2 separate regions of the Homo sapiens genome follow, and region 2 is linked to region 1. A link is a loop called in an ENCODE intact Hi-C map of the cell type or tissue named here. Cell type or tissue: IMR-90. All regions are shown on one strand. Each heading gives the region's core, and the rest is flanking DNA. Links, peaks and the distances in the headings are about the cores only. Region 1 overlaps LOC101927548 (a long non-coding RNA gene). Region 2 overlaps LOC105372017 (a long non-coding RNA gene).

Region 1 (15,877 bases), core at 4,948-12,947:
GCTCCTGAGTAGCTCTCTGGCTCTGATGACATTGTTCTATCAGCCACATCTAGAACATTCTGGGCGTTTATTGCTGCTTGTTCTAGTGTTTCCAATCAGTATTTTCTTTCTTTTTTTTTTTTTTAATTATACTTTAAGTTTTAGGGTACATGTGCACATTGTGCAGGTTAGTTACATATGTATACATGTGCCATGCTGGTGCGCTGCACCCACTAACACGTCATCTAGCATTAGGTATATCTCCCAATGCTATCCCTCCCCCCTCCCCCCACCCCACCCAATCAGTATTTTCAAATGGAATTTGGGAGACAAAACTTCCCTAAAATCTTCATTTAGTCTCTTTCTTGCTCTCTCTTTTTTTAATTTCCATCTATTAAATCTTTTGTACCATGATTAAAGGAGGTCCCACAGACTTCCAGCTGAACTTCCTCTTTCTCTTACTCCAGCATTGAAAGCTCCCAGCAGTTTCTGGTTTATACCTGTCCCTTACAATCTGTGTGTCCCCTGTTCCTGTGAGTCTCACTTGGCCAACCTTTACATTAAAAAAAAAAAAAAAAAAAGAGGCCAGGCACGGTGACTCATGCCTGTAATCCCAGCAATTTGGGAGCCCGAGGTGGGTGGATCACTTGAGGTCAGAAGTTCAGGACCAACCTGGCAACATGGTGAAAACCCGTCTCTACTAAAAACACAAAAATTAGCTAGGCATGGTGGCACAGTCCTGTAATCCCAGCTACTTGGCAGGCTGAGGCAGGAGAATTGCTTGAGCCTGAGAAGCGGAGGCTGCAGTGAGCTGAGATCACGCCACTGCACTCCAGCCTAGGCAACAGAGCGAGACTGTCTCAAATTTAAAAAAAAAGTATTCTTCCTAAAATAGAAGTGGTTTTTGTTTTTTGTTTGTTTTTAACTATTAGTGGTCATATAGATTTTTTTCTTTTTCTTTTTTTTTTTTAAGGATCAGATTTTTTTTTTTTTTTTAAATCTCTGGCAAGTACTTTCTTTTGGTTTCTAGTAATGTTTAAACAATAACCTGGTTTTCTCAATTAATTTTTCTTTATATGATTCCTTGTAATGCTTTTGTTGTTGTTGTTTCCAATTCACTGCTTGTGAGTTAATTACAGTTCCCTTTTTAAAACTGGGTAACTGAATAATGGATATTTTTTATTTTCTGCCAGAATGTGGAACTAAATTGTGTTGTAACCATGATTACATAGTGGTTCCTATGAAAATACTTTCTCTGTAAATTCTTATCTGGCTCTTAAAGCCCAACTGTGATATTTCCTTTGTTTGTGAATTCTAAAGAGCAGTCATTTGTTTGATCCCCACACTCCTTACCAAATGGTGTTTAGCCCGTTTGTACGATTAAACGAGGTCCGTCATTTTTCTACCTTGCTTAATCTTGTGATTTCTTCACTTTCATTTAATATCTCCAGTTTTATCTCATAGATATTTGGCTTATAGTAAAACCCTGTTGCCACATATTCGTGATTTAACTGTGAAATTTCTGCCTAGGAAAATTCGACTGTATTTTCTTAGCCCTGCAAACATTTTCCAAGGTTGCTGTTGATTTTGTTCCTTACAATGCACTTTTTTTCTGGGAAACACCCTCCATTCTGTCCCATATTTATAACCGGGAAGCTCTTAGTCCATTGTTGGCTAATGATTGCTATGTAAAGCCCCTCACTTTCAGCTCAAGAGCCGAATCCCCCTTTTCTATTTTGTGTGTTTCTAAGCAGAAAGTGGTAGGTATGTTGGCTTCATTTTCCCCAAGCCCCACATTGTCAGTTACCTAATTAGGTGGGTACTTCATTTTCCTTTTTTTTCTCACTGTCAAACTAAAACTAAAACTCACATTCATTCACACTGATCAGACTCACCCTAATATCTACCTTGAATGCAGCTTTCTGCTTTTTAGTGCAAGAAGCTGTACACCAGTTTGGTTTGGGTCAAGCCTGTCCTGCCTCTGTAAGTTTGAGTTATCCTGAGATAATTTTAGTCGTTAGGTAATTGTCAGGGACTCTAACAAAGTGGAAGTTGATCTCACTTTCAAGTAAACACTATCTATGGTTGGTACGATTGCTCCCTTATCATCAGGGATCCAGGCTCTTCTCTTCTTGCCTCACCGTCCTCAACATGTGGCTTTCACTTTGTGGTCTGAGATGGCTTCTGTAGCCTGTGCCATCACGCTTAGATTTCAGTGAGCAAGAAAGGAGAAAGGAACAGCAAAGGGGCATACTCCCTGAAATTGCACACACGACTTCCTCTTATAATCCATTGACCAAAACTTTGTTGTAGGGCAACATCTCAGCTGCGAAAAAAAAGCTAGTCTTTATTTTAGGCAGCCAAGTGCCCTGCTAACCTTTGGGAATTCTGTTACTGAGCGAGAAGGGAATAATGACATTGGAGGTCAATTAGAAATATTTATACATACCTTAATTTCAAATAAATCCCCAACTTGCTTCTTCTATAATCACATCTATGTATCTACATTTTGGGAGCTATTTAATTCTACAGTCTTGTCTGTGGGAACTCCATGGCAGAGGTCCCAAACAAACAGCTCTGCCTTCTGGGTACAAGCGATTCTCCTGCCTCAGCCTCCAAGTAGCTAGGGCTACAGGGGTGTGCCAACACACTGGGCTAATTTTTGCATTTTTAGTAGAGACAGGATTTCACTATGTTGGTCAGGCTGGTCTTGAACTCCTGACCTCAAGTGATCTGCCCACCTTGGCCTGTCAAAGTGCTGGGAGTACAGACGTGAGCCACTGCACCCAGCTAAAATTCTAATGCAGAACTTATCCATGTTCCCAATGGCTGTCTTCTACCCTCCATAGCATTACAAGAGGCAGGCCACCTTTATTCTGGCACTGAAGGTTACACTTTTCTAGTAAACTGGAAACTCCAGAATCTGAGAAAAGATTGTACTTTTGACAATGCCAAAGGCTAAAGTCTCCTGCTAAATATTGCATTTGATTTTATTTTGTGGTGATTTGCACATTTCTAATCTGAGGAGCTCCAGATTTCCAGTTTACTTTTATTTACCACAGCTTTCTTCCAAAGCCTCTGTTCTGGGTGGGGTGTTTTGCTGATTCTTTTGCCTTTCCCATTTGCTCCTGGAAGATCTTCATGTTTACATTCATTTCACATACAGACATTTCTCTTTTCCTGAAATTCTCATGCTTTGCTTTTCACCAGGTTTTTAAAAACATCTTTCCTGGTATCTACCTTATTCTGTGTCGAGTGTCTATTTTTCTTTGGATTTCGGCATCGGTTGGGCCTCTTTCTGTTTGTTACCGAAGTAACTATAAAAAAGAAGAGAAAATGTCAGGTAAAAAATTCACATGATCCTTAAAAGATCAATTAGCTGTCTGATACCAGCTATCCTTATCCAAGAACCATTTTTGTCTTGAGCTCTGATTGCTTCTCCTAGTAAAATATGTTTTGATTACATGTAGCACTGTTCTGCTATTTTGCTAAAGATTAAAACATGACCTGGCAACATATAATATCTCGGTGCGTATTCTCAATCCCCCCAACCTTGTAAATTTCAAAGTTATATAAAACTAAAGCCAACAAGAATATTAACCTTAATTTTAACCATGCGTCTTAGAATCAGAAGTTAAAAAGAAATATTCCATGGATGACTAACTCATAAATATATGTTACGAATTTTAATCTGAAAAAAATGCATCCTCTACTTGATAAATTCCCCTTGTCTTCAGTGCCACCACCCGTATTCTCATCCCCAGGGTTTTCATTTCCTCTTTCCTCTCCTTTACTCCTTTATTGACAAGCATCTTTCCTTTCTCCACAGAGACTCTTGGATTTGTCCCCGGGTCTTCGTGTCAGCTGTCACCTCTCAGAGCCAAGTCCCTATCAAGTCCCATATAAATTTTTGCAACAGCCTCTTTACTGGTCTCCTCACTTTCAATCTATCCTCCTGCCTGCGGCCAGATTCATCACTGCTTTCATCATCTCTGTCCCCCGATTAAGACCCTCCACTATTTCCTTATTTCTGATTACTTCAAGTCTGGGCTCAGCCTAGTAACAATGAGCCTTGCTCCATGGACTGTATTTTTCAACTTTCTTTCACAGAGCATCCCACTATGCATGCCCGACTTCAGTCACATGGTTTTCAGCATGCTCTCTTCTTTTTCTGTATATTCCCATATTCTTGTCTGCTTATCCTCTGCCCTCCCTGTATAACCTCCTCTCCCCTAATCCACATGATGCCTTTCCTTTAATTTCCTGAAGACTTCCTGCTCTCAACCCATTCCACAGCAATCCATCTTTCTGAGGCGCTATTTCGAACTGTGGTCTGTATTTGTCAAATTACTTCGAATTGAAGATTATGTGAAGGTCGCTACATAGTTGTTCTATTAAGGTTGCTACATGATTGTACATCTTCTCTTTTCAACTGCTTTCTGTTCTTTGTTTTGTCTAGCTGGCTATAATTTGGTATTTAATTGTTATTGAACAAATCAACAAATGAGAACCATGTAGGAGTCAACACATTCATTTCATGTATTTTGCTCTAATGTCCCATACTTGTTCATGGTGTGGAACTGGGGTTTGGATCTTATTATTTTATACATGAAATTCCACACTGTTCTGATATATATCTTTGTTTCTTGTCTTTATGGCCTTGTTATTTCCATTGATTACTTGAGGGAAGCAATTAAGAGACGCAGATCACAGAATAAGCCCAAGGTGAATGAGATTAAACCAAGAAAGAAGACGAGAAAATAAAAATTTCCTCACTGGGATATGCGGGCTATCCTCATTGGATTTAATTTATAATGAATTAGAAAAGATTTAAATATATTGCTTTAGAACTGTCTGTTTGAATTTGTTTCCACCCTGGCTGAACTATTGATAATTGATTTATGTGGGCTGTTTCCCATGATATTGGACAAGATCATGTACAGCCAAACAAAAATAAGTGAAGTCTAAGAAGAGTTAAAAGGGAGAAACCACCAGTCAAAACTAAAACCCGTGGCTCTCAAAATCCATTTGTCTTAGCAAGAAAATAGGCCTTGAAATTCAGAGTCTCAAGTTGCTGTTGAACATTGCAAAGTTTGGGTTGGTGTTATGGCTAGAATTGGGCCCAAATATTGTGCTCGTAGGAATGCAGAAAAACATGAAGGCACATGCTTGGGGGAGAGGGGGTTAGAATTGTTCTGGCAGAGTTTCATGTTCATTTGCTCTGACAGAGCCAGGAACATTTTGGTCTTCCCTATCTGTTGAGGTTTATTCATCACTTTCTGTAAACCCCAAGTACCTAAAAGGCCATAATCAAACTTGCTTATGAGGCAGACACCTGGAAGTCACCATGCTCCATGGAGAACAAGAATGGTGTGGCAGAGACTGAGGAGATGCTTGCCAGTCCTGACCCCTCCTCCTGGGCATTTCTGGCCTCCCTGGTAGTTAAGTTGGAGCCATATGACAAGCTCTCATCAACGGAATGTGAATAAAGGTGTTGTGTTGTCTTCCACTTCTGGGCCTGGCTGCCCAAATCTCCGTGGAGGTTCTTACCTTGCTCTTTCTCTTTGCATGCTGACGGGACAGATGAGGAAATGACAGTGGAAGGTTTGAAGGGAGGGTATGGAAGAGCCACAGATGGAAGGAACCTGGGTCCTGGGACCTTTGTATGGAATGCTGCTCACAGAACTCCTTCATTGAACATCGAAATATATGTAAAATATACTTTCATTGATTTATGCCTCTGGCATTGCTTCTGGTGTTGCTTGCTGCAGTTTCTGGTGTTGCTTGCTGCAGTTAATTAGCCTCACTAATACAAATAATATCTTTAATTCATCCTAAGATTTGAAATAGTTTTATTAAGAAAAATTACTTGTCCAAGAAAAAATTTTAAAAGCTACCAAATTTAACTCAATTTAATAGTTGATGAATATTAATAATAAAATAAATTAATAATAATAGTAGTAATAATATTGAACCCCTGGAATTCAAGGCTGCTGTAATTCAAGGTTTGAGCCCAGGAATTCAAGGCTGCTGGGCTGGAGCCCAGGAAAACAAGTCTGTTTTCACACTGCTGATAAAGATATACCCAAGACTGGGCAATTTACAAAAGAAAGAGGTTTAATGGTCTTACAGTTCCACGTGGCTGTGGAGGCCTCACAATCATGGCAAGAGGCAAGGAAGAGCAAGTCATGTCTTACATGAATGGCAGCAGGCAAAGAGAGAGCTTGTGCAGGGAAACTCCTGTTTTTAAAACCTTCAGATCGCGTGAGACTTATTCACTATCACAAGAACAACATGGGGAAGACCTGCCCCCATGATTCAATTACCTCCCACCAGGATCCTCCTATGACATGTGGGAATTGTGGGAGTTACAATTCGAGATGAGATTTGGGTGGGGATACTGCCAAACCATGTCAGCTGCAGTGAGCCAGGATCATGCCATTGTGCTCACTCCAGCCTGGGCAACAGAGGGAGACCCCATTTCCAAATACTATTACTACTACTACTACTAATAACAACAATAACATCATATTTATATAGTGTACTGAGAATATATATGGGGAACAAGAGAGAATATTTTACTAAGAATAGCAAGTTAAAAAACATATACAAGTGAATAAACAGTATGCTTACATGTGCTATGAAGAGAATAGGACACACTAACCTGAAACAGAGTGATGGGCTGGGGCCTAACTTAGATGGAGGACCAGGGAAGATCTCTCTTTGAGAAGGTGATATTTCACTCAAACTTGGATAGGCCCCAGTTATGTGGTTGTCTGGGGGAAGAGCTGTCTGGAGAGACGGTACAGCATTTGCAAATCACTGAGGCAGGAACAAACCTGATGTGCTCAAGGCACAGGGAGAAGAAGGGTGGCAGAAGCCTCAGGGGCAAGTACCACAGTGAGCGGGGAGCGGTCGTGAGGCCCAGACCTCTTATAGCTTTTAGACCAGGATTCAAAGTTTGCACTTTATTCAAAGAGCATTGGGAACTCTTTGTGAGTATTCAGCGAGGAGCCTGATTTGTGTTTTGAATAACTGGATGCTGTTTGGATAATGGATTTTAGAGAGAAAACATGGAGGCCAGTTAGGACACTAGACAGTGGTCCTGGAGAGAGAGTATGGTGGCTTCACCTAGGATAAAGTTGGATGGATTTGGGATTGAGATGAAAGAATGATTTTTCAGATGGCTTGAACATGAGGAGTAGGGGAAAAGAAGAAGATTTATTAATTCATTCAGCAAATATTGATTTAACATCTACTATGGGCCAGGCACTCTTCTAGGCTCTGGGAATAGAGCAGTGAACAGAACGGGTCAAGTCCCTGCTCTTGAGACCTTATTCTCTCATAGAGAGGGACAGATAATAAATAAACATCTTATGTCAGGTAGTGACAGGGCTTTGAAGTTAAGCAAAGCATTGTGAAGGGATGGCTAGAGTTAGATAAGATAATCGGGAGTCTTCTTTGATGGAGTGATATTTAAGCAAAGAAATGAGGAAGTGAGCCACATTGCTCTCTGGGGCAAGGGTGTCCTGGAAGAGGAAATGGCAAGTGTGGAGCCCTGGAGGTTGAAGCCTGAGTGGCATGTAGGCAGAGTGGTACACAGGTACCAAGGAGGGAGGGGAGTGAAGGAGAGAGGTTGCTGGGGAGACAAGGCCACGGGGAGGTGGGCAGGTGGGCAAATCATAGAGCTGGTGTCCCTGGCCCTTGGAGAGTTTTTTGTTTGTTTGTTTAGACAGGGTCTGGCTCTGTCAGCCAGGCTGGAGTGCAGTGGCATGATCTCAGCTCACTGCAACCTCTGCCTCCCAGGCTCAAACCATCCTGTCACCTCCACCTCCCGAGTAGCTGGGACTACAGGTGCACACCACCACACCTGGCTAGTCATTGCAGAGTTTTGAGTAGAGGAGTGGATGCAGGAAGGCTAGGTAGAAGGCAATCATCTTGTCAAGACATGATGGTTTTGTTTTCACCACTTTTTTCCATGATTTTCACCAGAATTTTCACCACGATGGGTTGTTTTCATCAATGCTTAGACGTTGATGCACTGATTGAGAAGGGACAGACAGAGGAAGAAATATGGGAGGAGAAATCAAAGTTCTGTTTAGGATAGGTTAAGTCTGAAATGCTTATTGGACCTACAATGAGAGATATCAGGTAGATAGCTGATGACTGAGCCCAGAATTCCAGGGAGAGTCAGGACTAGAAAGAGAAATTTGGAGTTGCCAGCTGAGAGATGGTATTGAATCCCTCAGGACTAGATGGGATTTTTTCACCCAGGAAAAGCCTGTAGACAGAGAAATGAAAAGAGCTGAAGTGTAGCCCTAGAGTTCTCCTACTTGTAGAAGTAGCATGAGGGGAGGAAGGTTGAGGAGGAGTGGCCAGTGAGGAGGATAAAAATCAGAAGTGTTTAGTGTTACAGAATCCAAGACAAGAGTCTCAAGTTAGCAGGTTCATCTCTATCCAATTCTGTTAGCAGTCAAAAAAGATGAGGACCAAGATGTGACCATTAGGTTTGACAACACAAAGTCACCGATGACTTTGACAAGACAGGTTTCAGAGGCATGATAAGGGCAGAAGCAAGGGAGGAGTGAGTACAGGAGGGGAAGAAGTGGACAAGGGGACAGTGAACAGCTCATGGGACAAGTTTTGCAGGCAGAAAAACAAAGAAATGCGGCAGTAACCATGGGGAAATGCGATTTCCGTGGATCAAAGCCTCATATTCCAAGACATTAGGGGAAAAATTCTCATTGTACTGTGTTATACCAATTTCTACAGGAATGAAGGCTTAATGTTTTCTTTCATGTATAGTTGCATTTTAAAATGCAAACCTCTGTCTTGCATGTAGTAAATAGTCTAATATACATTGGATACCTAGAATGAATAAATATTCTGGCTAAGACTAGCTCTGGAGTGAGTGTGTGTGTGTGTGTGTGTGTGTGTGTGTGTGTACACGTGCATTGTTTTCAAGTCAGGTGGGTTGGAAATCTTCCTGACAATCTGTTAGGCATCAGGAATTTTTATCTCCAGATGGGTGCCCCATTTTTCTTCTCGATAACCTCTTGCTAATGAAGAGCCTTGGATGGGAGTTCCATTTACAAATGGTGAATCATTAGAAACAGATTTGTAGGCAGGGAAGGATCTTCCAGCAGCAGAGCCTCACTTCTGAGGCATGCAGTCAGTTTCCTGCACAAATGGGCCTGTGAGCAGCTCCACCAGAGGGAAGACAACTCGTTCCACACACCCACTCCCACACCGCGGCTCCAACTACAAGCCTTCATCTGAGAGCCTGAGGGCAAAAGGACACGCTCTTTGTTTATTAATCACCTCTCCAGCCCCTGGCTTTTCCTCTCTTCTCTACCTCCTTTCTTACCAGTTATTGGGAGACAGAAACATTTCCTTCTATTACAGCCCATAGTTGTTAGCTGTGCCCTCAGCTCTCCCCGCCTTCTCTAAGCTTCCTTTCAGTCGGTCCTTCCTGGAGCCATCATGGTTTTCTGTCCCTGGTTCTCATGACCAGTCTGCAAATGGATCTCCTACTGCTCTGAGGCAGGGTGTTTTGCTGCCTCGAATCCTTTCTAAACCACTGTGGAAGGCAGGATGGGCCAGTGAGCTTTCAACAGGAAAGCAGAGTCAGGACCAGCCTGCGTTCTGGGATTTATGATTAGACTCTAGCTTCACAAGTCCTAGCCCATCATTCCCATGATGTTTTAACTGGTTTTTCATTCTTCTTATGCTCCTCCTCCTAAATGCTCATCACACGACCCTCCCATTGCTGTCTGTCCCACCACCAGAATGGTGGTCCCAGTACTCTGTCATTCATGTTCCTCCTTTCTGACTCCTGGCCATATCTACCACTATACTACCATGAATACTACTAATCCTACCATTAATACTACTCATCCTACCACTAATGCTACTATTAAATCAACTGACCATTTCACTTAAATATGTACTTAAGAAGGAAATTCTGTGGCTATATACATAGAAATTCACATCAAATAAAAAATAAATGCACCCCTCACAAAACACCCCAAATCAAGTTTATATTATCACACTCTAGCTGTATGCTTGTTTACCAAAGCCTCTAAGCTTGCTTTTATTTTTTAAACATAAATAATCAAGTATGAGAGCATTATTAAAGATATTCCAGTAACAAACTGAGACTTTTTCTTTGACACGTTCTGAAGGATTCAAAGAGAAGTGCTGTTTGCTCAGTATTGTGAATGTACTACAAGCCACTGAATGACACACTTTAAAATTCATCATGGTTAAAATGGTGTATTTTATCTCAATTTTTAAAAAGCCCAAAAGAATAATTTTGATTCAGTGTTATTTAATACCATGTTATAGTATTGCTTAAAATCTTTTCTCCCTCATTTTGGCAAACCTTACCCCAGTAAAGATGTAATGCTCAAGAGGCTGAGATCCATGCGGCTCTGTCTTAGAGTAGCACTGCTGTCAGAAGAACATGGCCTCGTGGGCTAAAGCTGTTTTAAGCTGAGCCAATACCTTCACCTGAATTTCTTGAATGATGGCGAATATAGCAATACACACAGAGTACAGCAACGTTCCCCAAAAGCCCCTGTTTACTTCTTCCCACTTCCAATATGTTTGAACTTTAATAATTTACTTTTCACTCTTTAGGTTTATTTACTTGTAAAATAGAGATAATAGTAACTATGTCAGTTTTATGATTATTAAATAAGAAAATCATGCAGCAGCCTAGCACAGTTCCTATATGAAATACAAGTTAGCTCTCTTCCTCTATCTCCTCAACTCCTTTCACTCAGTTGAAGAATATTCAGGGAGCAAATTCATATTGATGCTTTATGAATGATTTGATGCTGATATGATGATGATTTGCTAGAAATCCCTACAATCCAGAAATGGAGTAACTTAGAGATTCTGGGAAATCATCACTATATAGCCAGTACCAAAAAAAGAAGAAGAAGAAGAAAAAGAACAAATAGATTCTTCTGAGCACTCTTTTCAGAATCATTGATTGTTGATATACAGCTCTTCATTTGCATTAAGAAGCATTAAGAAATTATTTGTATCCCCACTGGGTTTCTATTGAATTCTTTTCTAGTACAGTTCTATACGTTGGAGTTTTGCCAATTTGGTTTAATTAATTAATCTTCAAGTAAAACCAAAGCATATTTACAGTATTTATGGGATTTCGTTATGAAACATCATCACTTCTGGTTCACTTGCATTCTGCTGTTTTTGGTCATCATTATTTGTATTGTTGGATTTGGCAGCAATCCTGGAAATACAATTTACTTTATGCTAAAACCATGTCTAAGAAAAAGCTGTGACTCCACGGTGGAGTGAAATATGGTGTACACTCCCTTGCATTGTGTTCTTGGTTTTGGAGATACATCAAACTACGAATGATGTATTCTTTCAAACTTGAGAAAGTGTGGGAGGTAGGGAACTTTTAGATGCCACAAACACGTTTTAAAAAGCATCTCAGAACCAGTTCTCTCTAAGAGGAGAAATACAGTTAGATTCTCCATGGTAAAAAGGAAGTTTTTTTTTTTAATTTTTGTTTTTTAAAGCACTGTGATAGGAGAAAAGGAATACTCTCAATGTATAGGCTCCTTGTGGCAACTGAAAAGACAACCAAGGCATAAGCTTGTGTGTTTCAGGCATAGTTGGTTTGTGGAGTAACTGAGGCCATCTGAAGTGCTTTTTATGATGGGTTTTGCAGTTCATTAAACATTCACTTACAGGGAGAATCTTTAACACTGTAGTTCGTGAGGTAGGCCTTTTCCTCCCAGTCCAGAAGAATAAAATTATCTGGAATGAGAATCGGATGTGAGACAAGTTAAAGAGAATTGGAACTTCTTTTTCTAGGCATTTCAGCTGTATTTTTAGCAGGCAAAATAATTTTGGGGAGCATCATATCTAAATCTTTCACTCCCATTCTTTGAATTTAGCAATTCACGTATATTTTGGGAAAAAAACAACATATGAACACCTACATCTTACAAGGAAGATGTAGATCTATACACACCTAGCGTTGATGTTAAGTGTCTCCCTTCATGGATGAGGTGAAACAGAACAGTTTCACACAGCTGGTGGGAATGTAAATAGTACAACCACTATAGAAAACAGTATGGAGGTTCCTTAAATAACCAAAAGTAGATCTACCATTCAATCCAGCAATCCCACTACTGGGTATCTACCCAAAGGAAAATAAGTCATTATATGAAAAAGACACTTGTACCTACATGTTTACAGCAGCATAACTCTCAATTGCAAAGATATGGAACCAACCTAAGTGCCCATCGATCAATGAGTGGATGAAGAAAATGTGGTATATATACACCATGGAATACTACTCAGCCATAAAAAGAAATGAAATAATGTCTTTTGCAGCAACTTGGATGGAGCTGGAGGCTATTATTTTGAGTAAAGTAAGTCAGGAATGGGAAACCAAATATCCTATGTTCTCACTTATAAGTGGGAGCTAAGCTATGAAGATGCAAAGGCCTAAGAATGATGTAATGGACTTTGGGGACGGGGCCAGGGAAAGTTGGTAGGGGTGAGAGATAAAAGACCATGTATCGGGTACAGTGTACACTGTTCAGGTGATGGGTGCTCTAAAATCTCAGAAATCACCACTAGAGAACTTATCCATATAACCAAAAACCACCTGTACCTCAAAAACTATTGAAATAAAAAAAAAAACAGAATGTTAAAGAGTATCCCTTAACTTGCCCTTCATTAGTGATCAGTACCTTGTCAATGGTAGATAGATCCCCCAAAGTGCTGTTGGTCTGTACATAGGCCGTCCAACTATGTGTAGGTTTGTCACCAGTAACCTAAACTGACACTAAGTGTAGGTAATTTCAGCTCCTCAAACAGGCATGATGGTTTTCAGGAACCATGTCAACTAGAGGAAACCAAGAGGATTTTCTGAAAGCAGCTGATTAATTCTTCGATGACTTCTCTTGGGGTTCCCTGATTTCCCATGGAATCAGACAGCTCTGAGCTGTAATCATTGGTAGTGTTTTGAAATCTTCACGTTATATAAACAAATCATCATCTTGCCAGGTTTGGGGGTCATCCTGTTAATAGGTCTGAAACAGGAACTCAGTGTGAGTCCTGGGTCACGGCCTCTTTTCCCCCAAGATCACATTTTTTTAGACAAACATTGCTTACTTTCTTTAACTGCAGAAAGTCTGTGCACGATTAAGTAGAATTTAGGCTCCTGGTGGTGTGCTAAAGTGAAACAAAGGAATTCCAGTGATTGGTAAGACAGGTGTTTGCTTCCTCTTCCTTGTTTTGGGCAGCACAGGCAAATCCCCCACATTACTGTTGTTCTTCATGGGATTGCCCCTTGGAGAGAGGATGGACACTGCTTATAAACCATCGTCCAGGTCCTATTCCCTCCTCTTTATGGTCGGAGGCACAGTTCTGAGTTCCCCCATATCACAGCAATTACCTTGCATCCCTTTTTCCCCTTTTTGATTACTATAAGTTTGAGTCAGCTCTTCATCCTCTCAAGTTGGCACCCATGGGAAGAGGCCAAGTTTATTTATCTTTGGTGCATCCTGTCTTCCTTTTCTGCCCTTCTGTGGCTTTTGGTAACTTCTTCATCCTTGGGCATTTTTTTGTGCTTAGCTCTTTTCATCTCCTCCCTTCTAAAAAAAAGACTCTTTGGCAAAGGCTCTGATAAACACATTTGCACTGAGGTGTAAATGGCTGATAAAAGATGCGTGTTTTGTTTGTTTGTTTGTTTGTTTTTTTACTAGGAGCATTTGCTTTGGTGCAAAGATATAAATTTCTAATGGTGGAATTTCAGATCAGCAGCCAGGGAAGGGAAGGAGTTGGGGGTGAGATATCTTCTTGAGGCCCCCATCAGCCTGCTTCTAAGGACATCCTCCTCCAAGGTAGCAGCCGGTCATAGGAGGCCCGGGCTGCTGTCTGTGGGAGGGGCTGGTCCCATGGTGAAACTCTGGCCTCACTCCACGACCAGAGCTTGAAGTCCTGGGGCTCTGTCTGAAAATCTTGAGCAAGCATCTTGCTTTTCCCAGAGGAATGTTTGGAAACACTACGAATATCACATTTGTGGTATATGTTTCATTACTTTACTGTTTTCTTCAGCTGATCTGATAGATACTTCATCGTTTTAAGGATTCTTGAACTTGCCCTTTAGCGACTCCAGTGCAACATCCTGGGTTCCCACATAGAGGTTAGTTCTTGCTGACAGAAACCTTTTAGTCTCATCATTCCTCAACTTGTCTAAATCAGAAGTGTTTTCGATATTCAAACCCTGACCTCCAGTAAATGAAAAACTGTTACAGCACAGTGAAATTCCTCCAGGCTTGGAGCACATACATCCATGACCACATCACTGCAGAATGAGATGACTAGGGCTGATGTCAAGGCAGGCAGCACCAGCCCCCACAGAAATGCCGGCCCTGCCCCGATTTCTTTGACACAACATGCAAGCCAGGCCTCTCAGGCACACTCCCAAGATGTGACATCTTCCAAACAACCCCTGCCCCATTAAAAAAATAAAAATCATCAAGCTTCAATGTAACTCAAAGCAGAAAGTATTGGTTAACATTATTTTTTTCCCCTAAAATACAATTCACCTCTCAGAGAAACTACTTTTGGATTCTGTTTATTCTAGTGAGTTGAAAATTTACTGTGGCCAGGGGCCTGTAATCTCAGCACTTTGGGAGGCCAAGGCGGGCTGATTGCTTGAGTCCAGGAGTTCGAGACCAGCCTGGGTGACATGATGAAACCTTGTCTTTACAAAAAATTTAAATAATAGCTGGGTGAGGTGGCACGTTCCTGTAGTCCCAGCTACTTGGGAGGCAGAGGTGGGAGGATTGCCTGAGTCCAGAATGGTGAGGCTGCGGTGAGCTGTGATAGCACCGTGGCAGAGTGAGATTCTGTCTCAAAAAAAAAAAAAAAGAAAACGAAAAATAACAGAAAATTTACCCTGAATTTCACCTTATATGATTCTATGATGTTTATGTGTGTTGAAGAACAAGTCAGACCTATAGGGTAAAGCGTTGTGTATTTGTCGGTTTTCTTTATCAGAGTAACTCAATTTTACCTGTCTTATCATCTTTCCAGGGCCTTTGGTATAGTACGTTCTCATAAAAAATTGTGAGGTGAAAAAGCAAATAAAGATGTTTATTTCTAACCCTATTTTGATAAGTTGAAATCTTTCATTTTCCAGCTGTTTTGTCTATAGTATACTAAACTTCCTCCATGGGCACAATAATACTGTTTATACTGCAGTGTGGGTAAACCTCAGAAACATTATGCTAAGTGAAGGAAGCCAGTCACAAAGGATCCCATATTGTACGGTTCCACTCATGTCAAATGTCTAGAATAGTCTAATCTATAGAGATAGAAAATACGTTAGTTGTTGCCTAGGGCTGAGGGAGACAAGAGAAATGGGGGTGACTGCTAAAGAGTATGAAGTTTCTTTTTGGGGTGATGAAATGTTCTAAAATTATGTTATGGTGATGGTTGTATAACTCTGTAAATGTGCTTTGACTTATACACTTTGAATGTTATGGTATGTAAATTACATATCAATACAGTGGTTTAAAAATGAATAAACTGGCCTGGCATGGTGGCTTAAGCTTGTAATCCGAGCACTTTGGGAGGCCGAGGTGGGCAGATCACTTGAGGTCAGGAGTTCGAGACCAGCCTGACCAACATGGTGAAACCCCAACTCTATTAAAATACAAAAATTAGCCAGGTGTAGTGGTGGGCGCCTGTAATCCCAGCTACTCAGGAGGCTGAGGCAAGAGAAACACTTGAACCCAGGAGATGGAGGTTGCAGTGAGTGGAGATCATGCCACTGCACTCCAGCCTGGGTGACAGAGTGAGTGAGACTCTGAAAATAAAAAGGAGAAAGAAAGAA
Region 2 (15,877 bases), core at 3,413-11,412, 78 kb before region 1:
TACTTTCTGCCCAATTTTGCTATGAACCTAAGACTGCCCTAAAAAATAAGGTGTATTCAAACCTGAACACACCTTAATGTATTCAGGCTGTGGGCCTTGCCGAAGATGGGACAGCTAGTAAGATAATGCCTGTTAAATTCTTTTTTAAAAAAATCATTTGGATAAAAGTGCTTTTGAAAGACAGGGTTTTGTCAAGTGCTATGATCTCATCATCTGGCAGCCCCGGCGGGCAAGGAGTCCAAGGGAAACCCAGGGCGTTGACAAGTGGGTGACTCAGGTGCCGGCCCTGCTGGCGGTGAGCAACTGCGGGGTTGGAACCCGTGGGAGGGGCAGGGAGATGTGCTGAGCTCCTTTCTGGCCAGTGCTGATGTCATCAAAGCCCCAGGGCTAAGGCTGTGCTTTCCACCTGCCCTCAGAAGCACCAGTACTCCTGGTTTCTTATTTATTTATTTTTTCTCTTCTCTCTGGTTTTCTGGGTTGTGTTTTCCCCTTTGTTCTTAAATAGTTAGTTGGGACCTGTGGTAGCTCTTTCAAGGGCTCTGCTAACACAGGACAGCCCTGGACCTTGGCTTATAGGGACTTTATATCCTCATTGTCAGTCCCTGGGGCAGTTAATATGCCTGAAACGCCCTCCACTCCCTCTTAAATGTGTGTGTGTGTGTGTGTGTGTGTGTGTTTGGTTTATTTAATACTATTCTGTAGCATAGGTAAAAGGCTTTAAAAAAACCTTTTCTGCTATCTCATTTGATTCTAAAGACAGTGTCTGGTCAATGGATGGGTGATGGTATTAGGAACACAGGCTGGGTGTCAATCATCCTCCAGTTAATGCAGAAAGAAGGATTCAGTGAGTGAAGTGACTTGCTTAAGGGCACACAGCTCTGTGCAGGTGGGCAACGTGGGAAGGCTCCCAGGGCTCTCCCTTACAAATCCCCAGGCATCTGGCTTCCTAAGCCTGAGGCCTTACTTGTCCTGCCTAAATACTACTAGGTCAGCAAAACTTGTTAGCCATAAAGAGAGAACACTAACCCTGTGTGTCACAGGGGATTCAGGATCAGGGTGGTAGAAACCAATAGGGCCATTTTTTCCTCTGGGCTGTGCTGTTTCTGCCAAGCACCTTCTTGTTTTTATCCATAATAAAAATAAGTGCTAAGTTTTTCATTTTACTTATTTTTTAGATTTTGGGTGTGTTGCCTAGGCTGGAGTGCAGTGGTGTGATCATTACTCACTGCCGTCTGCAGTCTTGACTTTCCAGGCTCGCTACAGCCTCCAGAGCAGCTGGGATTACAGGTGCACACCACCACAGCCGGCTAATTGTTTTTTTTTTTTTTTAGAGATGAGGTCTTGCTGTGTCACCCAGGCTGATCTTGAACTCCTGGCCTCAAGTTATCCGCCAGCCTTAGTCTCTCAAGTTGCTAGGATTATAGGCGTGAGCAACCAAGCTCAGCTGGTGCTAAGTTTTAAGAAATAAAATAACCAGAAAAATTAGGCCAAGTGAAATAGTTCAACTTAGCTTAGCAATGGCAAGCTCAGGTCTTTTCCAAATAATGAGGAAACCTGGTGAAACCACAGTAACCTCAGTGAGCTGTGGCCTTTGCTGACGAGATGGGTGATCAGAATTTGAGGCAAATGGTCCAAGTAGCTGTTTATCGTCTTCAACTTTCACAGCTTCCATTCCAAGCCAATAACTCACTTCTGGGCCCCACAAGTGACCTGTGTTCTACACCTCTATCAATTTTCCCCGAGGTGACTTATTCATTAGCAAATGTGAAAAATTACTAATTAGCACCCCTTCCATGTGAAAGCAGTCTAGACTATTGGTGGGTGTTCAAAAAGGAAGACAACTTCTCCCATCCTCTTGCCTTCTGAGATACTTGGATTTACACAGGAAGGATGTCTCCACTAATGAAACTACCACAGCCTTAGAGACATTTTAAATGGAAAAAGTGGATATAAAAATAATGCTAAAAAAGTTTGAAAAGGCACACTGGCAGCAATGAGGTGAAAAAAAAGGTCTGAAGAAAATGTAAAAAACCCATAAAACCCATAATACTACCATCTTCATATGATAGAAGCATTTATATATTTTCATATTTTCTAGTTTTGGTCCACAAATAAAGACACATTTATTTGGCATTGTGGCAAGCTCATTGTAACATACTCACTGAATATTATCCATTCCTCCCACCTATATCCTATGTTTATACATTGCCTTCATAATGATCATTTTTGATGTCTGCATAATATTGATCATGTGGACACCCTGAATGTACTAAGCAAACTCTTGATTTAATTTTTTTTTTTTTTTGAGATAGGGTCTCCCTCTGTCACCCAGGCTGGAGTGCAGTGGCACAATCATAGCTCACTGTAACCTTGAACTCCTGGGCTCGAGGATCCCTCTTCAGCCTCCTGAGTAGCCATCACTACAAGCATGTGCCCTCATGCCCAGCTAAAATCTGCTCTCTTGGCAAATTACCAGTATATAATACAATATTATTAATTATAATCCTCATGTTGTACATCAGATCTCTTTAACTTATTTATCCTACATAATTGCAACTTTGTACCTTTTGACCAAAGGAAATGAAATCACCACCTTATAAAGGTATCTGCATTCCCTCATTCATTGCAGCATTATTCACAATAGCCAAGATCGGGAACCAACCAAAGTGTACATAGACAGATGAGTGGATAAAGAAATTGCAGTATAGCTATCTGTCTCTATACACATATAATGGAATATTATTCAGCCTTTACAAAGAAGATGGAAATTCTGTCATTTGAGACGAAATGGATGAACTTACAGGACAATATGTTAAGTAACATAAGGCAGGCACAGAAGGAAGAATACTGCATGCTGCCACTTATGTGTGGAGTCTGAAAAGAAATTAAATATGGGAAGGAGGAGGCAGGAAATGGGAATACTTAAGTCTAACCAATCCCTTTGGTGGACATTTTGATTGTTTCTGGATTTTCTGTTATTGATGGGACCAGGAACATTTTTGCATGTAGATACTTTGAAATTGTTTTCTTAGGAAAATCTCAGCAGTAGCAAATGAAGACAGGACTTCAGGAAGAGGGGCCACTCTTCTACCTCTGTCCTCTCTGGAGGGAGACACACAGCACTTTCAAGCCATCTCACAGAGGGCGACTGGTTGTGATTTCTCAGGCCCTTTAAATACCTCTCCTCTGCTCCTTCTGCTTCTGCCTTCATTTCCTCCCACTCTCCTTCTCAGTGCCTTTCCTCAGCCCAAAGCTGTCCCTTGGACTCCTCCTGAACATCTGTCTCCCCCAAAGGCTCTCGTCTGAATGATCCAGCTTTTCACTCCTGGCTCCTTTCTGAAGATCTGTCCTGAAATGCAGGAAGCGGGGAGGGGAACAACACATATTTGAATCCTATCAGCCTCTTGATCTGGTGTCTTATCTAAATATTATTTCTTGTCCTACTTACATCACAAGCCCATAAGGCATAGGCCATGCCTTTACATGTGTCATAGAGAACAGAGAATGCAGTTGACTCTTGGCAAACGTGTGTTGTTGTTGTAAGTTGTTAATAATTGTAAGATGTGAGTAGATGTTCTGGGGAGGTAAAATCAGAGCTAGAAACAAGGGGGGACTTTCTGGGAAGATCATTACGGAAAGTCTTCACAAAAAGGGGGTGATTCTGAACTTTCACCCATGTTTTTGGAAAAGTGCCCAGGGCTTTTGCTCCTGGGAGATATTGGCATTTGGATGGGTGCTTGAACGGAGGGCTGTCCACTTGAACAAAACTTCGTGGGGCATTTTGAACCCTGCCAAGTTAAGTTCAGGGCCATAGAAAAGACAGTGACAGGCAAATACCTCTGGGATAAGCCTTTAGTGACTTTGGGTAATGGAACTGGAACTCTCATCAATTCCTACGTTTTATAATTTGTAGTTTGGGAATTGAGGTTAAATGTTAGAGAGGATTTTTCTTTTTTAATTTTTAATTTTTATATTTTCTTAGAGACAGGGTCTCACTCTGTTGCCCAGGCTGGTCTTAAATCCCTGGGCTCAAGCAGTCCTCTACCTTGATCTCCCAAAGTGCTGAGATTACAGGCATGAGCCACTGCACCTGGTCCAGGATTTTTCTTTTCTTTCTTTCTTTCTTTTCTTTTTTTTTTTTTTGAGACAGAGTTTCGCTCTTGTTGCCCAGGCTGGAGTACAATGGCACGATCTCAGCTCACTACAACCTCCGCCGCCTGGGTTCAAGTGATTCTCCTGCCTCCGCCTCCCAAGTAGCTGGGATTACAGGCATGCACCACCATGCCCGGCTAATTTTTTGTATTTAGTAGAGATGGGGTTTCACAATGTTGGTCAGGCTGGTCTTGAATTCCGGACCTCAGGTGATCCACTAGCCTCGGCCTCCAAAGTGCTGGGATTACAGGCGTGAGCCACCGCGCCCAGCCGGTTTTTCAAGTATAAAACATAACATTGGGTCAAGCCAGTGGGCTGGACCATCCATTCATTCTCCATGGCTTCAACAAAGGGTAAATATTTTGTCCTTTTTGACTTTATCATAAGATATTAGTGATAACCTCCCTTAATAACTTTAGCTAAGGTCTTCATTAGTAAATAGAAATCACATTAAGTAGATTAGAAACCAAAATCCTGTCTGGTAAGGGCCTTTCACATCAAATGTTAAAACAATTTAGGTGAGTAGGATGTTTCTATAAATGGGTTATTTCTAATGCAGAATCTGTTTTTACATTTGAAATGTGGTGATGCTTATTAATTTACTACTATTTTTATACAGATTTGCTTATGAGGTATACCTGTAACTATTTACATATTGTTCTACAGTTTAACAAGTGGGTTTTTTTTTTTTTTTTTTGAGGCAGGGTCTCACTCTCTTGCCCAGGCTGGAGTGCAGTGGTGCAATCACAGCTCACTGTAGCCTGGACTTCCCAGGCTCAAGTGATTCTCCTACCTTACCTAAGCCTCCCAAGTAGCTGGGACTATAGGCATATGCACCATCATGTCCAGCTAATTTTTAAATTTTTTAAGAGACGAGGTCTCGCTATGTTGTCCAGGCTGGTCTCAAACTCCTGGGCTCATGTGATCCTCTTGCCTTGGCCTCCCAAAGTGCTGGAATTACAGGCATGAGCCTATAATCATGAGCTGACAAGTGCTTTAACATACATTTTCTCACTGGGCATGGAGGCTTATGCCTGTAATCTTAGCACTTTGGGAGGCAGGGGTGGGTGGATCACTTGAGCTCCAGGAGTTCAAGACCAGCCTGGACAATATGGTGAAACCCTATCTCTACAAAAAATGCAAAAGTTAGCCAGGCATGGTGGCACATACCTGTAGTCCCAGCTACTCAGGAGGCTGAGGTGGGAGGTTGACTTGAGCCCAGGAGGTGGAGGCTGCAATGAGCCAACATCAAGCCACTATACTTCAGTCTGGGCAACAGAGCTAGATCCTGTCTCAAAAAGCAAGCAAGCAAATAAACAAACATTTTCTCTTTATTCTCACAACTTGTGAAGCAGACAAAGATCTGCTTCTGTTTCACACAGGAAGACACTGAGGCCAAAGAGTTTAAGTGATTCAGTAAGTTGTTGAGTCAGGATTGAAAGGCAGCATTAGATATTTGTCCAGTGTCGTAACTATCTCCCTGATATGGGAAATGATGATGATTTCAGCCTTTTTTAGTCTTCATGAGTATTCTGTAATTGTCTCCTGTTGGTCCCTTATTGTCTTTCTGTCTTGTGGATATCGTTCTTGTGTTGTTAAAATTCCAGAGAAACAACTGGACTTTGAAATAGTCAATAAATGAGGCACAGAAATGGAAACCTCAGGTATTTTCATAGATCTGGAAGAGGGTAGGGAAGAAAGACCCAGTTAGTTGAAAGTATCCGTTAGACACCATGGGAAGCCCACATGAGGCATTTACATGGAAGTTCTGGCGTGTGGGCTGAGGAGAGGTGACACTTCTGGATTGTTTTGGAATGCTGTATCTGCTCCAGAAATGCTCAAAAACTGCAGTGGTAATGCCGATTTGAGTCTCCAGTAGATTTAGGCTCTTCTTGGTACATTTTGGTGCCCTAGCAGGAGAGAGAGGCAGAGAGAGAGAAAGAGAGAGAGAGAGAGAGAGCGACAGACAGACACTCATCATTTTTGTAGATTGCCAGTAGGTAAACACAAGTGTTTTATTAAACTATGTATCAAGGGCTAGGCAGGAGGATCACTTGAGGATAATTTGAGACCAGCTTGGGCAACAAAGCAAGACCCTGTCTCTACAACAATAAAAAGTAAAAAAATTAGCCAGGCGTGGTGGTGAGTGCCTGTAATCCCAGCTACTGTGGAGGCTGAGGTAGGAGGATCGCTTGAGCCCAGGAGTTCAAGGCTGCAGTGAAATGTGATTGCACCACTGCATTCCACCTGCGTGACAGAGTGGGACCCTGTCTTTAAAAAGAAACCCAAAACAACAACAACAATAAAACAAACTAAAAACTCTACATAAATGTCTCTAACTATTACCCTATTACCACGGTGTGTCTTTGGGAAAGTGGTATCCTCTCTCTGTGCCTCAGTTTCCTCAGTGTTATGGCACAAACTGAAATATTTAAATGACATTTAATATTAATGTCATGGATATTAATATATTAATGACATATTAATATATAATTAATATTATGTATTAATGTCATTCTATTAAATGACACAATATTGCACGAACTGAATGTATTTAAAGGAGCCCTAGTGATAGCTCAATAAATATTAACTATTATTATTATTGTAAAGACTAACTTGTCCTCTAATGTATTACAGATGCTGGGTTTACTCTTTAATTGGTAATAAAACTTTTTTTCTACTTTTTAAATTGTGGTAATATATACCTATATAAAATTTACCATTTTAACCATTTTTAGGTGTACAATTTAGTGGCATTACATTCAGACAGTCTCGCTGAATGCGTGTTTAGGCAGGGAGTGGACCCGGGCAGGGCGGCAGGGCTGGTGTGGGGCTGTGTGAGTCTCCCCAAGGCTTGGGTCGGCTCCAGGTCTGGATGCCCCCTGCACTCTGCACAGTGCAGGGAGCAAGGAATGAGTGAGGAGGGGTGAGAGCGCAGTCACACAATTGTTGCCTGGCTGTTCTGTGAGCAACTGACTCAGACATTTATTTGTGTCATCTCTCTCCTCTGTTTTTATTTCACTGGCTCTTAGCCCCATCAGTTCATTTTCCCTGGGAAGCAAAGGCTGGGGTTCTTATTCATTTTGTTGATGTCATTCTTTTGAGCTGTGAGCGCATCAGTGGCCGAGAGAACCATTCAGACGTCCTTCGTACCATGATCGGAGGTTCATGACTCAGGTCTTCTGGCACGTGTGGATTAAGTGTAAACCTGAAGTCAGTGATTTTAATGCATTCCTTCAAATGAGTAAGGTCAGAAGTTTCGAAGGTTAGCCTCTGAAAGTCGTAAGTAGGGAGGACAAACAGACTTTAATAGAAATGGGAGGTCTGTATCCCCAGCTCTCTGAGATTGCTTCTTCAAACTGCTGGTGGCTCTTGTCATTTATGGTGCCATCACCATGAAGCTGGTAAGCAGGAGAATTGCTGGAAAAGTGACCGGCCTGAAGCCTGGTGCCTGTGTTGGCAAATTCAGTTGCAGAGAGATGGTTTGAAATTCATGTATTCATTCATTTGTTCCTTCAACAAACATGCACTGAGTGTGTGCCAGAAATTGTGGTGGTCACTGGAGTTGTAGTGGTCCCTGGAGGATGTCATCTTCTCCCAGAGAAGGTTTATTATAAGAGGTTTCTAATATACAACTTCTCAGGCAAATGACTCTTATCCCTAATTCTGAATTTTATTATTTAATTCCTCTGAACCTATTCAGCTTGCAGGCATCAAACAGGCACAAGTTTTTAAAATATCTGAAAGCTCTGGCCAGGCACAGTGGCTCACACCTATAACCCCAACACTTTGGAAGGCCGAGGCAAATGGATCGCTTGAGGTCAGGAGTTTCAGACTAGCCTGGCCAACATGGTGAAACTTCGTCACTACTAAAAATACAAACATTAGCCAGGCATGGTGGTGCATGCCTATAATCCTAGCTTCTTGGGAGGCACCTGTAATCTTAGCTATTTAGGAGGCTGAGGCACGAGAATCACTTGAAGCTGGGAGGTGTAGGTTGCAGTGAGCTAAGATCATGTCACCGCACTCCAGCCTGGGCGACAGAGGGAGACTCTGTCTCAAAATAATAATAATAATAATAATAATAATAATAAATAAAAATCTGAAAGATCCTAGGCTGGCTGACCTCTAAGTTATAGCTCATAAAGTAAACTATTGGCAACCTGGAGGTTTTCTGGTGGGCACAACTAGATGCAACCACTTAGGGGCCAGAGATTTAATTTAGCCATCTGTCCATCCATCCATCCATCCATCCATCCATCCATCCATCCATCCATACATCCATACATACATCTATCCATACATACCTACATACATACATCTATCCATCCATCCATCCATCCATCCACTCATCCATCCATCCATACATACATCCATACATACATCTATCCATACATACCTACATACATACATCTATCCATCCATCCATCCATCCATCCATCCATCCATCCACTCATCCATCCATCCATCCATCCATACATACATACATCTATCCATACATACCTACATACATACATCTATGCATCCATCCATCCATCCATCCACTCATCCATCCATCCATACATACATACATCTATCCATACATACCTACATACATACATCTATCCATCCATCCATCCATCCACTCATCCATCCATCCATCCATACATACATCCATACATACATCTATCCATACATACCTACATACATACATCTATCCATCCATCCATCCATCCATCCACTCATCCATCCATCCATACATACATACATCTATCCATACATACCTACATACATACATCTATCCATCCATCCATCCATCCATCCACTCATCCATCCATCCATCCATACATACATCCATACATACATCTATCCATACATACCTACATACATACATCTATCCATCCATCCACTCATCCATCCATCCATACATACATACATCTATCCATACATACCTACATACATACATCTATCCATCCATCCATCCATCCATCCACTCATCCATCCATCCATCCATCCATACATACATCTATCCATACATACCTACATACATACATCTATCCATCCATCCATCCATCCATCCATCCACTCATCCATCCATCCATCCATACATACATACATCCATACATACATCTATCCATACATACCTACATACATACATCTATCCATCCATCCATCCAACAGGCATTGACTACGTTTGCAGGCACTGGGAATGTTTATGAGGGGAGACTCATATGTAACATTTCCCAGTCTAGTCTAACTATGGAACCCCACGTATTCCATGGAACAAAGTTTGAGAAACACTAAAATGTGGGGGTGCAATACTCTTACCTTCTTTTTAGGACCCCTCTCATAAAACCTCACCTCACTAGGCTTTATATCTCCTAGGGTATTCTGGAAAGAGTGAGATTTTGGTAAACCATGGCTAGAATTTGTTATAGCCATGAGATGTCTGAAAGCTCACATTTCTCCAATGATTTGAGGAGTTGAACTTTTAGTTTCGATGAAAAGACTAGAGAAACAGGTATCCTGAGTATGTCAGCCCTCCCCTTCTGCGTTTTCTAGACAAACAAAAGCTGCTACCTTTCTTTCATGCGGAGCCACCTAGCCTCTGGCCTCACACCTGGGCTGTTTCATCTCAGGCAATGTCTGAGTATCTGATTGACCTGCCTTTCCACTCTCTGCCTCCTACTCCCAACTGGGATCCGGGGATTTGTGAACACACATGTTTGGGGAGAAGGCAGGAGTTGCACTACCACCTGGAGGCTGGGCAGGCACACCCCTGTGGTGTTTGTGTTCGTGTGCCTGTGTCAAGGTCCTGGCCGGAAGCGCCTCTCCTGGGTTAGGTTTAGCGTGCTGGCAATGCCTGGCGAAATCAAGCTCCTTTTTTCTGGGTCCCCAGCTTTCATCCTCTCCATGAAGTCACTTTTCTTATCGCATCCTAAATGGAGTGATGGGGTGGTAGGGGAGGGGAGGAGGAAGGATATGTCCCTTTGTGTGTTCCTGGAGGGTCACAAGTCTTAAAGGTCTCCTCTGCTGAGGGGGCACTGCTTCCTGACACCTTGCTGGCTTTGCTATCAGGTTTCATAGCAGGAAGAAATAGCTTCTCCTGCCCTCCCACAAACATTCCAAGGTGTGGAGATGCTCTTAGCATACAGCTATGCAACAAAAAATAAGAAGAGAATGGCTTCCAGCCCCTTTCTATTTAGAGGAAGTAGAAGTGTGAACCTACCAACCTTCCCTATACTTGTAAAAATTGCCTTAAAAAATACAAATGGCTTAGCGGTCCTGTTTAGTAACTTGCTGAGTGGCACGCTTAAAGAGCCACTTGGATTCCACCATTTTATTTTCATGTATGTGTGTGTGTATCATCATCATTATCAAAATTAGATAATATATGTGAAAGTGCTTTGTAAACAGCAGAAGAAGTAGGTATATGAGATTATTGTTGTTTTTGCCCTGTTACTAAAAACATCTCTTAAAGCTCTGCTTTTTGTGAGGCATCGTGGCAGATTCCTTTCTAAGGCTGGCTTTCACAATTAAATGTAAATAGATGCCCAGATGATGGAACTCTGCAGGCCCTCAAAGCCAAAATCTCTCTGTCATGTTACCTAAATTCCCATCATCTGTCCTACTTTAATGTCAACTGGGATGGGATAACTATTAAGATGTTAATCATCATGTCTCTTATTTGAAAATTTAGCAGAGAGCAGAGCTTTGAGGCACTGGGGCACAGGACAGGTGTGTTTTGAAATAGGGGAGTGGGGAAGAGAAGCAGATGACACAGGCCAGTGGTATTCCACAACACTGGATGCCAGAAACGCAGCACACAAAATAAAGGAGAAGGAAGAATGAAGCCCTCACTTGCTCTATGAATTTTCTCTGTTGTTCAGTTTGAGTGAATCTGACCAGATCATTGCCTTTTAGAAGCATATGACCAATGATACAATAAAGGTATCGGTAAACATATTGAAGACATTAACAAATACCTATGTTTAAGTATTTCCATATTGGTAAATGCAGTCTGTGGGGTGCTGAGTGATGGGGAACTCTGTGAAGTTCATATTTGGATAGGGTTCCTGAAAACTTTCCTATTTCCTGGGAAATCAGGAATTGTTACCTGGACGCAGTAGACTCCAGGAGCCCTCAGAATGACAGCACAGAAGACTCTTTTGCAGTCAAAAGTGTCTAGATGAGGGGCAGGGGATTCCAGGCATAGGGGGAGGCTAAAGAGAGGGCTTGGAGGGTGGAAGAGAAATCTGTAGGTTGATCACTGATCTATAGGGAAATCTTGCATACATCACCAAGACGCTGTTCTGTGTTAACACGGGAGGATAGTAATGTGTTGTAAGAAAGCCTAGCAAATATATTCTACTTTCCCTAAAATCAGCACAAATGACAGGTCCTTTAGTGCACTTGGAATCTCACTGAAGGCCTCAGGAGGAAGCATGTGCCTTCTGAGCAGGCTTTCCATGCAAGTGAAAGTGTAGTTGCTAAAGATCTGAGCCATCAAGTCTGGTATGAGTTGACACAGTGCTGCTGTGTGCTGTGATTTTGGCAAAGGCTCTGGATCCTTCTGAATATCTTGTTTGCAGGATAGTTCCTGAACCCATGCAGTTTACACCCCGTGGGAGAGGAGCTGCCACTCACCGGCTGGTTGCTTGAGTAAGATAGTTTTTATTTCTCTTGAACTTTGAATAATTTTTAGCTGAATTAACCTTGAGGGGGTCATTTCTTTAAAATTCATGAATATGTTCATTAAAAACAATTTCCAAATTCAATAAGACATTAAAAACCATCAAGATTCTACAGATTTGGGGGTTTGACCAGATTCTGCCTTTGAGGAAGTTTGTTTGTTTATTTATTTGTTTACTTATTTTGAGACAAGTTCTGGCTCTATCACCCGGGCTGAAGTGCAGTGGTGCCATCTTGGCTGACTGCATCCTCCATCTCCTGGGCTCCAGTGATCCTCCTATCTCAGCCTTCTGAGTAGCTGGGACTACAGGCATGCACCACCATGCCTGGCTAGTTTTGTATGTTTTGTAGAGATGGGATTTTGCCATGTTGCCCAGGCTGGTCTTGAATTCATGAGCTCAAGCGATCCACCTGCCTCAGTCTCCCAAAGTGCTGGGATTACAGGCATAAGCCACCGCGCTTGGTCTAGGAAGTTGATTCTTAGGATTTTGGAGGATGGAGATGGAAAAGTATGTTTAAATTCTGAGGCTCAGAGCTGTAATTTATAATCATGATTCCCAAGTGGTTAAAATTTCAGAATATCCAAAGCTATTATTTTCATTAACTTATAATTATTTATTGATAGATGCCTGGGTTCAAGCCAATACTTCAGAGTGAATGCACAAAAACCAAGGAAGACCTAGCTCCTTACTTCAAGGATCTTATAATAACAAACCAGCCCAATGTTGAATACTCATTGAACGTCTGCCATATTTGCAGTGTTGCTGTGGGAAATACAAAAGAAATCTAAGTCTTTGTTTTCCAAGAATTTGTGGTCTAGTTGGATATTAAGATCAGTACACAGGAAACAATGGGGCCAATATCAGTTGGAATGCCTTTGAATGCAAGAAACAAAAATCTCAACTGAAACTCACTTAAACAAGTAGCTGGTCAAATATTGTAATTAAACATCAGAGGTAGAACTGATTTTAATCTAGTGGGTCCAGAAGTTCAAAAACATTATTGAAGACCCAGGTTCCTTTATTCATTTCCTTCTGTCAATCCCAAGGCTGCTTCATCTTAGATCGTAAGACAGCAGCTATAGACATCAGGACTAAGACTCCTTCTTCAGGTCCAGCGGGAGAGAGTGGGCATGTATTTTTTTTTTTTTTTTTTTGAGATGGAGTTTTGCTCTGTTACCCGGGCTGGAATGCAGTGGCGTGATCTCGGCTCACTGCAACCTCCGCCTCCTGGGTTCAAGCAATTCTCATGCCTCAGCCTCCTGAGTAGCTGGGATCACAGGTGTCTGCCACCATGCCTAGCTAATTTTTATATTTTTTGTAGAGACAGGGTTTCACCATGTTGGCCAGGCTGGTCTTGAACTCCTGGCCTCAAGAGATCCGCCCATCTCAGCCTCCCAAAGTGCTGGGATTACAGGCATCAGCCACCCTGCCCGGCCGAGAGTGGGCATTCTATAGTGCATACAGAAAAGCAAGGAAATCCCTTTTCCAGAAATTCTCAAACTATCTGTTACCTTCCATTGGCCCTAATTAGTTACCTATCCATCCCTGACCGAAGCATTTTGGCAAAGGAAATAGGAGTACTCTGATTGGTTCGGATTGATCGGGTCTCACCACTGGAGCTGGGATAAGGGTAGGATAAGGGAGGAGGGTAGATACTAGAAGGGGAACATGGGTACAATTGAAAAGGGGTGAATGGATGCTGATTGACAAACAACTATGCTCACTATGGGATCCAAGCAAAATATTAAGATGTCATTGGGGAAATTTTGCCATCTGTAACCACAACTGCCTTCTAACAATGGTGGGCATGGTTATATGGACAACATCTTGCTGGTGCCATCTTGGGAAACATGCCAGTTTTGGAATATGAGGTAATAGGAGCTGAACAGCCCTACAGAAGAATTTGAAGAGTGGGGGTTGGAAGAGGAAAAACCCAATGAGAAAGAGAGGAGCCAGCAGAGCTGGGAATTTCATGGGGCAGGAGCTGAGACAGAAATGCCTGGTGAAGTGGAGGTGGTGTGGTTGATGAGAAGGTTTCAGAGAAATGTCTAATAAAGAGTTTGAAAGTTGCTAGGGCTGGGCGCAGTGGCTCATGCCTGCAATCCCAACACTTTGGGAGGCTGAGGCAGATGGATCATTTGAGGTTGGGAGTTTGAGACCAGCTGACCAACATGGAGAAACCCCGTCTCTACTAAAAATACAAACTTAGCTGGGCGTGGTGGCACATGCCTGTAATCCCAGCTATTCAGGAGGCTGAGGCAGAAGAATCACTTGAACCTGGGAGGTGGAGGTTGCGGTGAGCCGAGATCGCACCATTACACTCCAGCCTGGGTGACAAGAGCGAAACTCCATCTCAAATAAATAAATAAAAGAAAGTTGCTGTGGGCAAGTGCCATGGAAACTCATCCTCCTGTGGAACCCTGTGGGACCTCTTGAAATGCTATGCAAAGTCTACATTGTTCAATATTCCTTTTGTGAGAGTGGGTTCTTGGGAAATCTGAACAGCTCTTTAGTGTTACATGTGGGTCAACACACATCAGAGAGGACAATACCCCGTTTTGGAAATGGGGCAGGTAAAACAAAAAAATTTAAACAGTCTCATCTCTGCACACACCCAAGTGGTGGAGTTTAGGAATATTCTGCAGTTATGCTCTTCCTCTGTAGTTTGCCTTTTTTGTTGCTATTATTTTCCCTTCCAAATAAGCTCTTTTTCCAGGGAGGCCTTAAGAGACAGAGATATTGTCGATCCTCCCCAGACCTAAACCTAAAACCTCTTGGTCTCTCTCCTCCAGAGGGACAGACAGTGGCCCAGGGGGAATGACCAGCAGAGGGGCATCTTCCATCAGTAGAGCTTGGCTCTGATGCCTCTCAGACACGCTGATGGTTTTCGATGAGGGTTGTGGTTTCATCACAGTGTATCAGGGGTGACAGAGTTTCCTGGTCTGGCCAGGGCTGTGCGTACACAACATATCCGTATGCAAAAATCACTGTTCTCATCTTGGCTTCACAGGGACAGTGGGATTACACGCCTTCCCTCATTTCCTCCTTACAACAGTTCTGTGTGGTGGGTACTAGGATTACTTCCATTTTACAGTGAGAAACTGAGGCTGGGAGAAATTCAGGCCACATAACTAGTTGGGTGAATCCCAAATTCACTCTGAGCCCATGGTCTTAACCAGGCACCACATCACGTGTTGTATTTCTAGAGAGGTTTCCTGGCAGCTGAAATATGTGATGAATTAATAATAGGGGTGAGCTTGGGGCCTTGTGTTAATAAATCAAGTTCCAACACCAAGGTGAAATTTTACTTATTAAAGAGCCATTTTTGTGCTTTAAGTCCACTGTCAACATCAATGAACATCTGCACACCGTCGTGCCGTGCACTGTTCTAGGTGCTGAGACCACAGACGTGCCCAAGGCAGACAAAACCCCTCAATTCATCCTGAGTAGCTTATTTTACCAAAAGAAATATGCAGGAATGTCTTTCGGGGCAAGGAAGTGAGAGAGTTTTCCATAGTTAGCATTCTTTCTTGGACTACCTTAACAGACTGATTTCTCTTGTTCTTGAGCAAAGTCAACACCTTGTTTGCCCTCATTTTACTTATCCCCCCACCTCACATCAGAGAACGTGAGCTGGAAGCAGAATTCACCTGCTGTGCTGCTTGCCTTGGAGAAAGTTCATGACAACAAATTCTGAACCAGGGTATTGAGAGAAAGGTGGCAGGAGGGATAGTAGCCCCTCACTGCAGGCACATTGCACCACTGGGCACATTCGTGAGATCATGAATGAATGAATGCACTCATGAATGAAGGATGTGCCTTACCAGGAAGCAGGCAATGGTGAAACACATCCTGAACTTGATAGACTTAAAATGTTTCAGAAGTCATTTATCTCTTCTGAGATTTGCTCAGAAATTTCAACCATCCAGAAGTTTGGTGTGCTGTAGATCAAATAACAAAATGAACAATCTCTTATTATATGACTTTATTGTTTACAGATTTTAACTCACATTACATCCGTTGTGTTTTAGAATTATATGATGTAACCTAAA

What was found. Hi-C counts contacts between places; a loop is a spot of excess contacts. Peaks named below come from ENCODE experiments on the same cell type or tissue, not always from the same donor. Only the 100,000 strongest peaks of a DNase experiment are listed, where the experiment ranks them.
Region 2: it touches region 1 in a loop (2.7-fold over the local background); 2 of 110 quality-filtered maps call a loop at or near these places.

What each region holds. Positions count from the first base shown.
Region 1 is chr18:22,300,228-22,316,104 of GRCh38, forward strand. LOC101927548 (a long non-coding RNA gene) reads right to left here. Exons shown (of 3, transcript XR_001753531.2): 2 at 3,220-3,296. Among named protein-coding and RNA genes, the nearest start is that of CTAGE1, 110 kb to the right of the region's middle. In IMR-90, for the core only: no CTCF peak of the experiment used is centred there; DNase peaks (open chromatin) are centred at 9,134 and 11,254; H3K27ac peaks cover 359 bases.
Region 2 is chr18:22,223,551-22,239,427 of GRCh38, forward strand. LOC105372017 (a long non-coding RNA gene) reads left to right here. Exons shown (of 3, transcript XR_935279.3): 3 at 12,449-12,804. Among named protein-coding and RNA genes, the nearest start is that of GATA6, 62 kb to the left of the region's middle. In IMR-90, for the core only: no CTCF peak of the experiment used is centred there; DNase peaks (open chromatin) are centred at 5,591 and 7,281; H3K27me3 peaks cover 1,250 bases.